3 separate regions of the Homo sapiens genome follow, and regions 1 and 3 are each linked to region 2. A link is a contact called in ENCODE Hi-C or POLR2A ChIA-PET data. All regions are on one chromosome and are shown on one strand. The core of a region is the stretch at or near the end of the contact, and the rest is flanking DNA. Distances in the headings are between cores, read along the strand shown.

Region 1 (3,017 bases), core at 352-2,851, 6.6 Mb after region 2:
AGATAAGTGACATAACTCAAACATACTACTATATCATGACCATGCCATTTAACAGATCTGGTCTTGTTTTGTGAACAATAAAAAAAGAAAGTCTTACTACCTGTATTTTATCTTTGTATGAGAGGGTAGGTCTCTGCTTGAATACTGCTTTGAAAGTTGGCTCAAATCACCTTCTCCTTTTCCCCTTCCACCTCTGGCAGGTTCAAAGGTTGGCCTGGCTGCTGTTGTCATCTTTTATGCTTTGAAGAAAAATATAATCAAGTTATTTCCAACATTACAAACACTCATTTTATAGAGTATTAATCAATATCCATACTGGTAAAATAAGTTCTAAAACTCATTCCCCAAAACCTGCTTAATCTTCTTAAACAAAAGTTTTCAAGAAAACAAATTATGAGGCTTAGGCTGTACAAGGAATATGGCTTCTCAGGCTTGCCTTAGTACAAAAAATTCTGTCATGAAGATCTGAGTTTGCATCCCTATTCTCCTTCTGACTATATGGGCTTGAGCAAGTCACCTGGCTTAACTTTGTCATCTGTGGAATGGAGATATTCCTCATAGATTATAAGAATTATGACACTTGACATGTCAAAACCCTAGTAAAATACAGTACTGCCATGACTGAGTTTTAAAAATTTCCAACTCAACCTTACTCTACCAGACTCTGTAAGGTTTGCATTTTATCTAAACTTCACACAATAGCAAATAGGCTAGTAGAAACAAAAGCTAAAAACAAACAAAAAATATCACTGACAAAGTTACTAAATGTCCCAGAGAAAAGTGTGTTAAACTTCAATGACAGTTACACAGAAAAAAATTCTTAAACAACCGTTTGTTGAGCCAATTTTCTCCTACAACAGGCATCATACTATAAATTAGATCGTTTGTGGGTTATAATTTAAGGCCTGTTCAAAAAAAACAGGAACCTCACCCCCAGAGGATTCTGATGCCAAAAATCAGGGACTCATTCCTCAAGTTACTTTCTGCTTGGAGCAGTCACAAGAATACTGTGCAGCAGATGCAGTCACTAAAACCCTGTTAGTGTCGGAAAAGCAAGTGTGTGGGGAGGGTGGGCGAATTGGGAGGATTTTTTGGGGGGGGGGCGATGCTAATTCTCTCAACTTTCAAAAAGGGTAGAGACATGTATACAAAGAAGAAAACAGGGTTATCTGGCGCTGGGGGCGCCGCCCCTTCCCACACACCCACGGAATTATCACTCCGGCCTCCCGTGAGCTAGTCTTTGGCTATAACCAGAAACTCGCTGCCTCTTCACCCGTGCCCAGCACTGCAGGGGTGCGAAGGGTAGTGAAGGGAGGACCTGGGGTTCGCTTTACGCAGTAGGCGAGCTGCCTGTACGCTGCGATCTCCTCGGCGGGCCCAAGAGCTCCAGACGCGCCTGACAGGCACTCGGTTCCGCCCCTAGCCCGCTGCTCCAGGGCCTCCACCGCCCGCGCTCTGCACTCTGCCGCCGACTCCGACCCCAACTGCCCTTTCCCGTCCCATCGCGATAAGAAAGATAATCTCCTATCCTCTTGCCGCTCACACTGGCCGAGGTCCGATGCAGCAGGCTCCGAAGATCATACAGACGCCATTACCACTCTTGGCTCCCAGAAACCTCTGCGCCCAGAGCTAGCGCCTACGACCCGGAAGCAAAATCCAAGCGCTTCGGGGGCGGAAGCAACGACCAATCCGCAGTGGCCGAAGTGGAAGTCGGCGTAACGGCACTAAGGGGCGGGGCCGAAGCGGCCCAGGGGGCGGGCGTTTGAAATCAGTGCCTTAGAGTAGACCCTAAACCTCATTTTATACCTTCAAGAACCAATTACTTAATGTCTCTTCCGTCTTTTCCGTCCCCGACCCCCTCCCAGACTCCTTCATTCCGGTACTGCGTGGACGGAAAGCCCCGGGTAGCCGACACCACGTCCCCGGCTAGCGGGAGAGAGCGTGGAAAAGGATTACACCAAACTGTTTAAATCCAACGACTCCTGCTTCCATCCTTTCTCCTGAGCTAGAACCAACAAACCTAGAGAGTTGGGCTTCGGAAAAACTAGTGTTTTCATTTAATTGGATATGAAGAAAGAACAAATATGTACGGGGCAACCACGATCTTTACAAAGGTACCATTCCTGCAAAAATATTAACACTTCAAAGCAAAGGTTGTATTCGTAATGTTTGCTAAAATTTCTTATTTAAAAAACGTTAGTTTTAGTGGGAGGGGAGATGTCAGTATTTACGAGAGCGTTTACAATGGTGGGCCCAACTACCAGGAGCACAAGATGTAATTATTAAGATGGCTACTTAAGTGTTAAGTTTTAATAAGACAACGAAAAGTAGAAAACCCGAAAACCAAAAACCTACCAGTCGTCTCTCCTCCCTTCCATAAAAACAAATTCTGAGAATAGAGATCTTGGTTGTTTAGCTCATCTTGGTATCTCATCACATAGACCTTGACGTATAGTAGCTGCTCAATTAATATTTGTTAAACAAATGAAAATTCAACTTCCCCAACTTAGTTTAAAATGTAAGGAACTCACAAAATTGAATATTTAAATGCTTTCTTACCCCTAAATTCTTTGCAACTTTTTAATGAAGAAAGAAAAGCAGAAAAAGCCCTTTCAGTCATAGAGTTCAAGATGAAAATCCTGATTTTTCTTACCGAAGGTATCCCTCCTCCAGTCTTAACAAGTCTCACTAAAAGACGCGATCATCATGCTAGTTACTCAAACCAAAATCCCGGAGTGCCTACTTAAATTCCTTTTCATTCACTCTTCACATACGGTTCATTTACAGGTCTTAACAATTCTACTTTTAAAACTCACCCGCAATTTTATTCTACTGCCACTACCCTTGCCTTTGCCAACACCATCTCCTACCTGGATTGTAATTGCTTCCTATTATATCTTCCTGCGTCATCTTTTATCCTACAGTCAGTGTTGCATATAGCCAAGAGAGTGATCTTTTAAAATTAATAAAATGGTGTTACTATCCTGTGTACAATTTCACTGCACTTAGAATAAAAA
Region 2 (2,952 bases), core at 295-2,794:
AGTGCAAATCCTGATCTCTTTCTGCCCCAACCTTCAAACTCAAATTTAAAAAAAAAAAAAAAAAAAAGGCCAGGCGTGGTGACTCCCGCCTGTAATCCCAGTACTTTGGGAGGCCGAGGCGGGCGGATCACGAGGTCAGGAGATGGAGACCATCCTGGCTAACACAGTGAAACCCGTCTCTACTAAAAATACAAAATATTAGCCGGGCGTGGTGGCATGTGCCCGTAATCCTAGCTACTCGGGAGACTGAGGCAGGAGAATCGCTTAAACCCGGGAGGCGGAGGTTGCAGTGAGCCGAGATCCCGCCACTGAACTACAGCCTGGGTGACAGAGCAAGACTCCATTCTCAAAAAAAAAAAAAAAAAAGTTACAATGTTCAGGATTATGAAATGCTATACAGTCAGTTAAAAAGGTATTTCTTTAGTAACAAATGACTTAATCTTTGTTCTGTTGACAAGAAAATTATAGCTGATTTTTTACTGACTCTGCAGAAGTCACAGGCTGTAAGAGGGTTTGGGTAGACCACAGTGTGACTCTTCTAACTAGTGATTGTCTTTTTTCCACCCCACCCCCTTCACTAGGTTCTTTGTTCTAGGGGTAACCATGTTATCTGAAGGCATATGGAATATCTCCAGTATGTTCAAACACTAGGTATTTATTGAGAGCCTTCCATGAGCCAAACATTGTGCAGACTCTGGGCATTTCTAATTACTAGGTTCAGAGTTAAGTTTTCTTTGTTATTAATTTTTTAAAAAATTTTTACCTCCTTGCAATGCATGAAACAATGCAGAGTGGTACTAGCCGTTTTCTAGTACTCATCAACACCCGCTCAAACCAAAATCGCTGGGCAGAAAGTCCCTTTCCCACCATCTAACAAAAAGAGAAAACTTCATGCTATATCCTCGAGAGTCTCTGAGCTCATCTATCTTCACTAGTAAAATAGTAATAAAAAATAAAAATAAATTTTAAAAATAACGCTACCAGATCGGACTGGAGAACCAAACGATTGCAGTTCCCAAGTCTCTCTCAAAGCAAACAAAATTAAGCGGGAGGAATAAAAAAGTTCTTGATCAAAGTGTTGAGTCCCCAAGATAACCAAGAAAGTGTGGAGTTAGAAGTTCTCAGCAGATGAACTTTAACTTCGCGAGCCTGGCGGGGAAGAAGGTCCCCAAGGGTCCCCGAATCCAGTCAAGATGCTCTGGCCACCCACAAGCGTCTGCCTGGGGGGAAGCGGTAGTTGGCGTGGCGCTGCGTTAGGGGCTCAAGGGCAGAAAGGACGACCCGGAGGACTGCCGAGCCGGCGGCTTACCCATAACCGAGCAGTTGACATCGCGCTGGGAACCGCTGGAGCCCACCTGGAAGACCCAGGTGCCCAGCAGGTCAAGATAGGTGCAGTTGGCAGGTGTGTCGCAGCGCACGGCGCCGTCGCCGGAGAGAAGCAGCAGGAGGGCGGCGAGCAGCAAGGAGGGCCCAGCACCCATGCTGCAGGGAGCTGAGAAAAGAGGTGAAGAATTACCAGGAAGCCGAGCGCTGCGGGCTAGCGGTGAGTCCACCACGAGGCGCGCGCCTTGAAATAGCTACGCCGGCCCGGAAACCCGTGGGCGGGGTCACTGAGCAGCAGGGGATTGGGGGTTGGGCGCCAGGCGCGTGCGCGTCTCTGAAACGGGGACTTGGGAGCGCGCGCTGCCCCTCACTTGGCTGCAACTGGACCCAGAACTAGGGAAGAGGCCAGGGACAGATTTTTTTTTTTTATTTTTATTTTTTTTGCCGAGGGACGTTTCAAAATTTTGCACGGCCAGGGTGACAAAAAGAGGATTTAAGAGCCACAAGCGGTCCGCACATGACCCAGACTTCGTTCCTGTGCGGTAACGTAGGGAGAGAAGGAAAGGGTGTGGGGGGAATAAGGGAGTGGGTCAGGTGAAAGAGCGCGACAGAGGGAGAGATCTAGCAAGTGGAGTTCTGTTTTACTTGCTATTCTTCCCCTTTAGTCTTTTTTCTCAGGTCCACTTGCCTCATAACCAACTTCTTGTTTTTTCCTCTGAAAAACTTCGCTAGCTAACATCAACTATTCCAGCTGTTTGAGAACTTATCTTCCTTCCGTTTTCCAACTCTTCCTACTTTTTTATGTGCTTGATTTTGTTTTGTTTCCTGGTAAATGCTGTTTGCCTGTTTGCATTCAGCAGAATTCAGTTTTTGTGCAAACCTGCAGTTTTGATGTATTAGCGTTGTGGGGGTTTTCCCTCTGGCACGCACACACATGGCGCTCTCAGAGATGATATTGCTCAACCCCTTTTATGTTACAGAGGAAAAGCAAGAGGCCCAGAGAGAGGAAGCGGCTTGCCCAGGGTGAGAAGGGTGAGGAAGGAAGCTAGCCAATGGGAGAAGGCTGGTCTTATGAACCGTTCTAGTGTGTCAGTCTGATCGCCAAAAATTATTAGGTGGCACTATTTCCAGGTGCCTCCTTGCTCAGTTTAAGTATCACCCTTTTCCGTAAGAGCCTCCCGTTCTTTCCTGGCTTTTGTTGGTAATTGGGGCTCCTTTCTCCCACTGAGCCTACTAGGTGTCAGGCCCTGTGGACACAGTGATGAACAAGACAGACCTGATGTGTCCCCGTTTTCTTTGGGATATGAATTTTTGCCCCCTTTGCACTGGTCACAAATCAATATTCATATGTCCATTTTTTTTCCACCAGATTATAAACATTCAAAGAGAGCAGGTCCAAATTATTCACTTATATCTCCCTAGATTCTGGTTTATTCAGAAAGTGTCCTTGAGTGTTAAAATAAGTGTACTTAATATTCTTATCTTGGTTGCCAAGCTTGAAAGCCAGTTTCAATGAGGCAAAAGGAGTTGTCCTTGAAAGTTCAGAGGTGAAAATACTCTTCAATGGGGGCACAAATTTCCAAAGCCTGGGGCGGGGTTGGTGGCGGGGGGTTGGGGAACACCTTGCTT
Region 3 (3,252 bases), core at 638-3,137, 5.2 Mb before region 2:
TTATTGAGATTATAAATACTTATTTAACAATACTTCTTAGCTTCAAATGAGGGAAGACCAGTTTTCCTCCCCAGGTTTTACTTTTCATTCATGTGTGATATCATGCTAAGAAAAAAATGGAAAATACATGTCAAAACTTAACCTTTGCAGCACACTTTATGCAGTTCATTATGTTTCAATTAGACAACAATAAAGATGCTAAAAAACTCAAAGAAACAAAAAGAAGAAATGAAAATGTTACTTTATATGGGACAAGTAAAGAGTAGTTTGTTTGTTTGTTTGTTTTTTGAGAGAGAGTTTCACTCTGTCGCCCAGGCTGGAGTGCGGTGTTGCGATCTCGGCTCACTGCAACCTCTGCCTCCCGAGTTCAAGTGATCCTGCCTTAGCCTCCCAAGTAGCTGGAATTACAGGCGGCCGCCACCATGCCCGGCTAAGTTTATTTTTTAAGAGCAATTTCTTCTGGGGAGCAACAAATTATCTCTCAAATGCCTAGTAGCCTACGGAAGGCAATGGAAAAGCAATTTTAGGTAATTGACACTTTTTTTTTTTTGAGACAGACTCTCGCTGTCACCAGCCTGGAGTACAGTGGCGTGATCTCGGCTCACTGCAACCTCCACCTCCCGGGTTCAAGCGGTTCTCCTGCCTCTGCCTCCCGAGTAGCTGGGACTACTATAGGCGCACGCCACCACGCCCAGCTAATTTTTGTATTTTTAGTAGAGACGGGGTTTCACCATGTTGGCCAGGGTGGTCTCGATCTCTTGATCTCGTGATCCGCCCGCCTCGGCCTCCCAAAGTGCTGGGATTACAGGCGTGAGCCACCGCGCCCAGCCCGTAATTGACACATTTTAAAAGCTTATATTTAGGTCAATATCGCTACTCAATGAAAAAATTACGTTTGGTTTGTGTTATGTCGCAGCTCCACGGTGAACTATTTGAAAGCTTTGTGTGTTTTACGAGCATCATTTCCAACCTGGGAAGACAGCCCCACAAGTTTAAAACAAAAGTGCATGCGCGTGTGTGTTTTCCTACGTGCCCCAAATAGTGTATGCTAAGGAGGTTCTGAAATGCAGATTCACAGTGGAGATATTACGGTCCAGCTGGGTGTGGCTGTTGTGAAAAACTCTTCCTAGAGCTCATAGTGGGCTCCTTAAAGAGCTCCTCCAAACCCCCAAGGAAAAAGCCTTTCACACTTAATCTCTAAATAAAAGGCATTTTCCTGGGGATTCAAGTCAGGCAAGCTCGCCTAGGTATTTTTGTGGGTGTGGGAAGCGGCGTGCTGGAAGAAACTCTCCAGCAGTGCTTTCCGAAGTTCCGGGTAAATTGGGCACCTCCCTCCCACTTCCCAGTTCCCAGAGGGGCAGCTGGACCCGCCCTGGCTCTCCAGAGCACCTGAGACGCTAAGGGAGAGGGGGTGCGGCGGCAGAAAGCCTCCGCTCCCTCCAACCCCCGCTCCCTCCAACCCCCACCGTCGGTAGCAGCTACGGGGCAGGCGGGAGGAAAGATGATTGACAGGCCCGCTCAGTGGCTGGGAAGCTAGAGGGAGGGACGAAGAGGGGACGGCTGAGTCTTCTTCTCAAAGTGGTTGGGTTGGGCCGCGGGAACTGCCTTCCCAGGCCTATTGGCTTCCCTGAATGGGTTGTTATGGTAACAAATGACCGAACAGTCCCTTATGAATCGGCCAATGAGAAGGGCCGTCTTTTCCAGTGCGCCTCCGAGCAGTAGATGTTGCGAAAGTCCGGGTAGAGGCCGGAGAAGAAGGCGGTGCCAGGGCGTCCTGCGGAAGGGCCGGGGGCGGGGCTCGTGACGTTGCCGGGACAGCCAATCACGCCTGGTTTTATCAGTGGCCCCGCCCTTTTACCGCACATTTCCCCTCCCCTAGTTCATTTCGCACGACGCAGCGGTTGGGAACACAGACATTTTCGGAGCTGGAGCCGCCACTGCCGCCGCCATTTTGTGTCTGTGGAGAAAGAAGCTTCTGTGGCGGCTGGAAGTGGACGGAGATCACCCGCGAGACGGCGGCGTTTCATACCCGAGGTTCCCCCTGTGTCGTCCCCCATCCCCCCTCCGCGGTCAGCATGTGGTGAAGCCGGAGCCGCGAGAGAGCCGGGGAGAGGAAGAGGAGTCGGAAGGGAGGCGGGGTATCCAGAGCGGCTTCAGCTTCAGCTGCAGCGGACCTCGGAGGGGGGCCGCGGCGCAATGTCAGAGCAGACGCCGGCCGAGGCCGGTGCTGCGGGGGCCCGGGAGGACGCCTGTCGGGATTATCAGTCATCGCTCGAAGACCTGACCTTCAATAGCAAGCCGCACATCAATATGCTGACCATTCTAGCCGAGGAGAACCTGCCCTTCGCCAAGGAGATCGTCTCTCTCATCGAGGCCCAAACCGCCAAGGTTTTTATACACCCCGCAGCCTCCTATTACTTCTAATACTCCCTGATTTTAGTGTCAGCCTCATCCCAGGTCTCGCTTCCATCCCAAGGGGGACAGTGTTCCTTCTCTCCAACCCCCCCACCCCCCTCCAACTCAGGCTCGGTCTTTGGCCCAGGCTTCGAGCATGGGCCTCTGGGGGGGAGGGAGTGGGGAGGATAAAGGGTGGAGTCCCACTTCCGCTTTCCAACTCCCTTTTTAGGCCACCGCATTGTATATCCCGACACACACACGCTTTGAATAGAGCCCTTTGGGGTGGGGGAGACTTAAAGGCAGTTTGTGGTTTGGGGAAGTAAGAGTTAACATAAGCCATTTTAATTCCCTGGGAAGTGGGAGAGTGGGTCTCCCATTTTCCCCAAGCACCCTTTTTGGTAATTGTGTTCTGTGGGTTGGAAGGAGGTGAAGGGGGACCTGGGAGCGAGCTGTTGGTGGGTGGGAATAGGGATTTGGCCCCGAGTGGAGCAGCCGCCTGTTAGGAGCCCAACATGGCGCCTGAAAAGCACATGATGCGAAAGGGAAGAGAGGAGAATCCATTCCCTGCCAGCCAGGCAGCTGCTCACTCCCGTCAGCCCCATTTTGGGGTGGGGGCGGCTAGATAAAACTTTTATTCTCCTATTGGAGGGTCTAATTTGTCCCAAAATAGGGGCAAGTGGGGTTGAGGGTGGGGTTTGGGTGGGGGGAGGAGATCTTATCCAACCTGTAGGTGGAGAACTGGCCCAGAGGGTAACAAGTACTTGCAGTTTCTCTGAAAAGTTCAGTCCCTCCTCCTCTTCCTTTTCTCTTTTTCTCCCTTCCCTGATAGCGAAGGAGTGTTTTTCTTTACCCCTT

What was found. Hi-C counts contacts between places; a loop is a spot of excess contacts on that map. ChIA-PET counts read pairs that join two places held with the same protein, here RNA polymerase II (POLR2A). Pooled maps may share reads with other maps.
Region 1: a pooled map shows a loop between it and region 2 (14-fold over the local background). The contact joins the promoter of CWC15 here to the promoter of CTSC in region 2. A Hi-C loop is called at or near these places in 4 of 50 pooled maps. POLR2A ChIA-PET finds 5 or more read pairs at or near these places in 2 of 52 experiments (MCF 10A and T-cell).
Region 3: a loop to region 2 is called in a map of naive thymus-derived CD4-positive, alpha-beta T cell, with 22 times the contacts of the local background. The contact joins the promoter of PCF11 here to the promoter of CTSC in region 2. A Hi-C loop is called at or near these places in 1 of 168 maps with a recorded cell type or tissue (naive thymus-derived CD4-positive, alpha-beta T cell), 2 of 37 single-sample maps with no recorded cell type and 5 of 50 pooled maps.

What each region holds. Positions count from the first base shown.
Region 1 is chr11:94,971,955-94,974,971 of GRCh38, forward strand. It overlaps CWC15 (CWC15 spliceosome associated protein), which reads right to left and starts at 1,602. Exons shown (of 7, transcript NM_016403.4): 1 at 1,544-1,602; 2 at 101-239. The coding sequence starts at 231. KDM4D (lysine demethylase 4D) reads left to right here and starts at 1,755. Exons shown (of 3, transcript NM_018039.3): 1 at 1,755-2,114. RefSeq lists enhancers at 879-1,654, 1,369-1,538, 1,859-2,008.
Region 2 is chr11:88,336,192-88,339,143 of GRCh38, forward strand. It overlaps CTSC (cathepsin C), which reads right to left and starts at 1,545. Exons shown (of 7, transcript NM_001814.6): 1 at 1,310-1,545. The coding sequence starts at 1,481. LOC101929174 (a long non-coding RNA gene) reads left to right here and starts at 1,693. Exons shown (of 5, transcript NR_188511.1): 1 at 1,693-1,865. RefSeq lists an enhancer at 1,261-1,540.
Region 3 is chr11:83,155,244-83,158,495 of GRCh38, forward strand. PCF11 (PCF11 cleavage and polyadenylation factor subunit) reads left to right here and starts at 1,888. Exons shown (of 16, transcript NM_001346413.3): 1 at 1,888-2,388. The coding sequence starts at 2,197. RefSeq lists silencers at 1,464-1,543, 2,994-3,053 and enhancers at 1,744-1,793, 1,858-2,647, 1,944-2,193.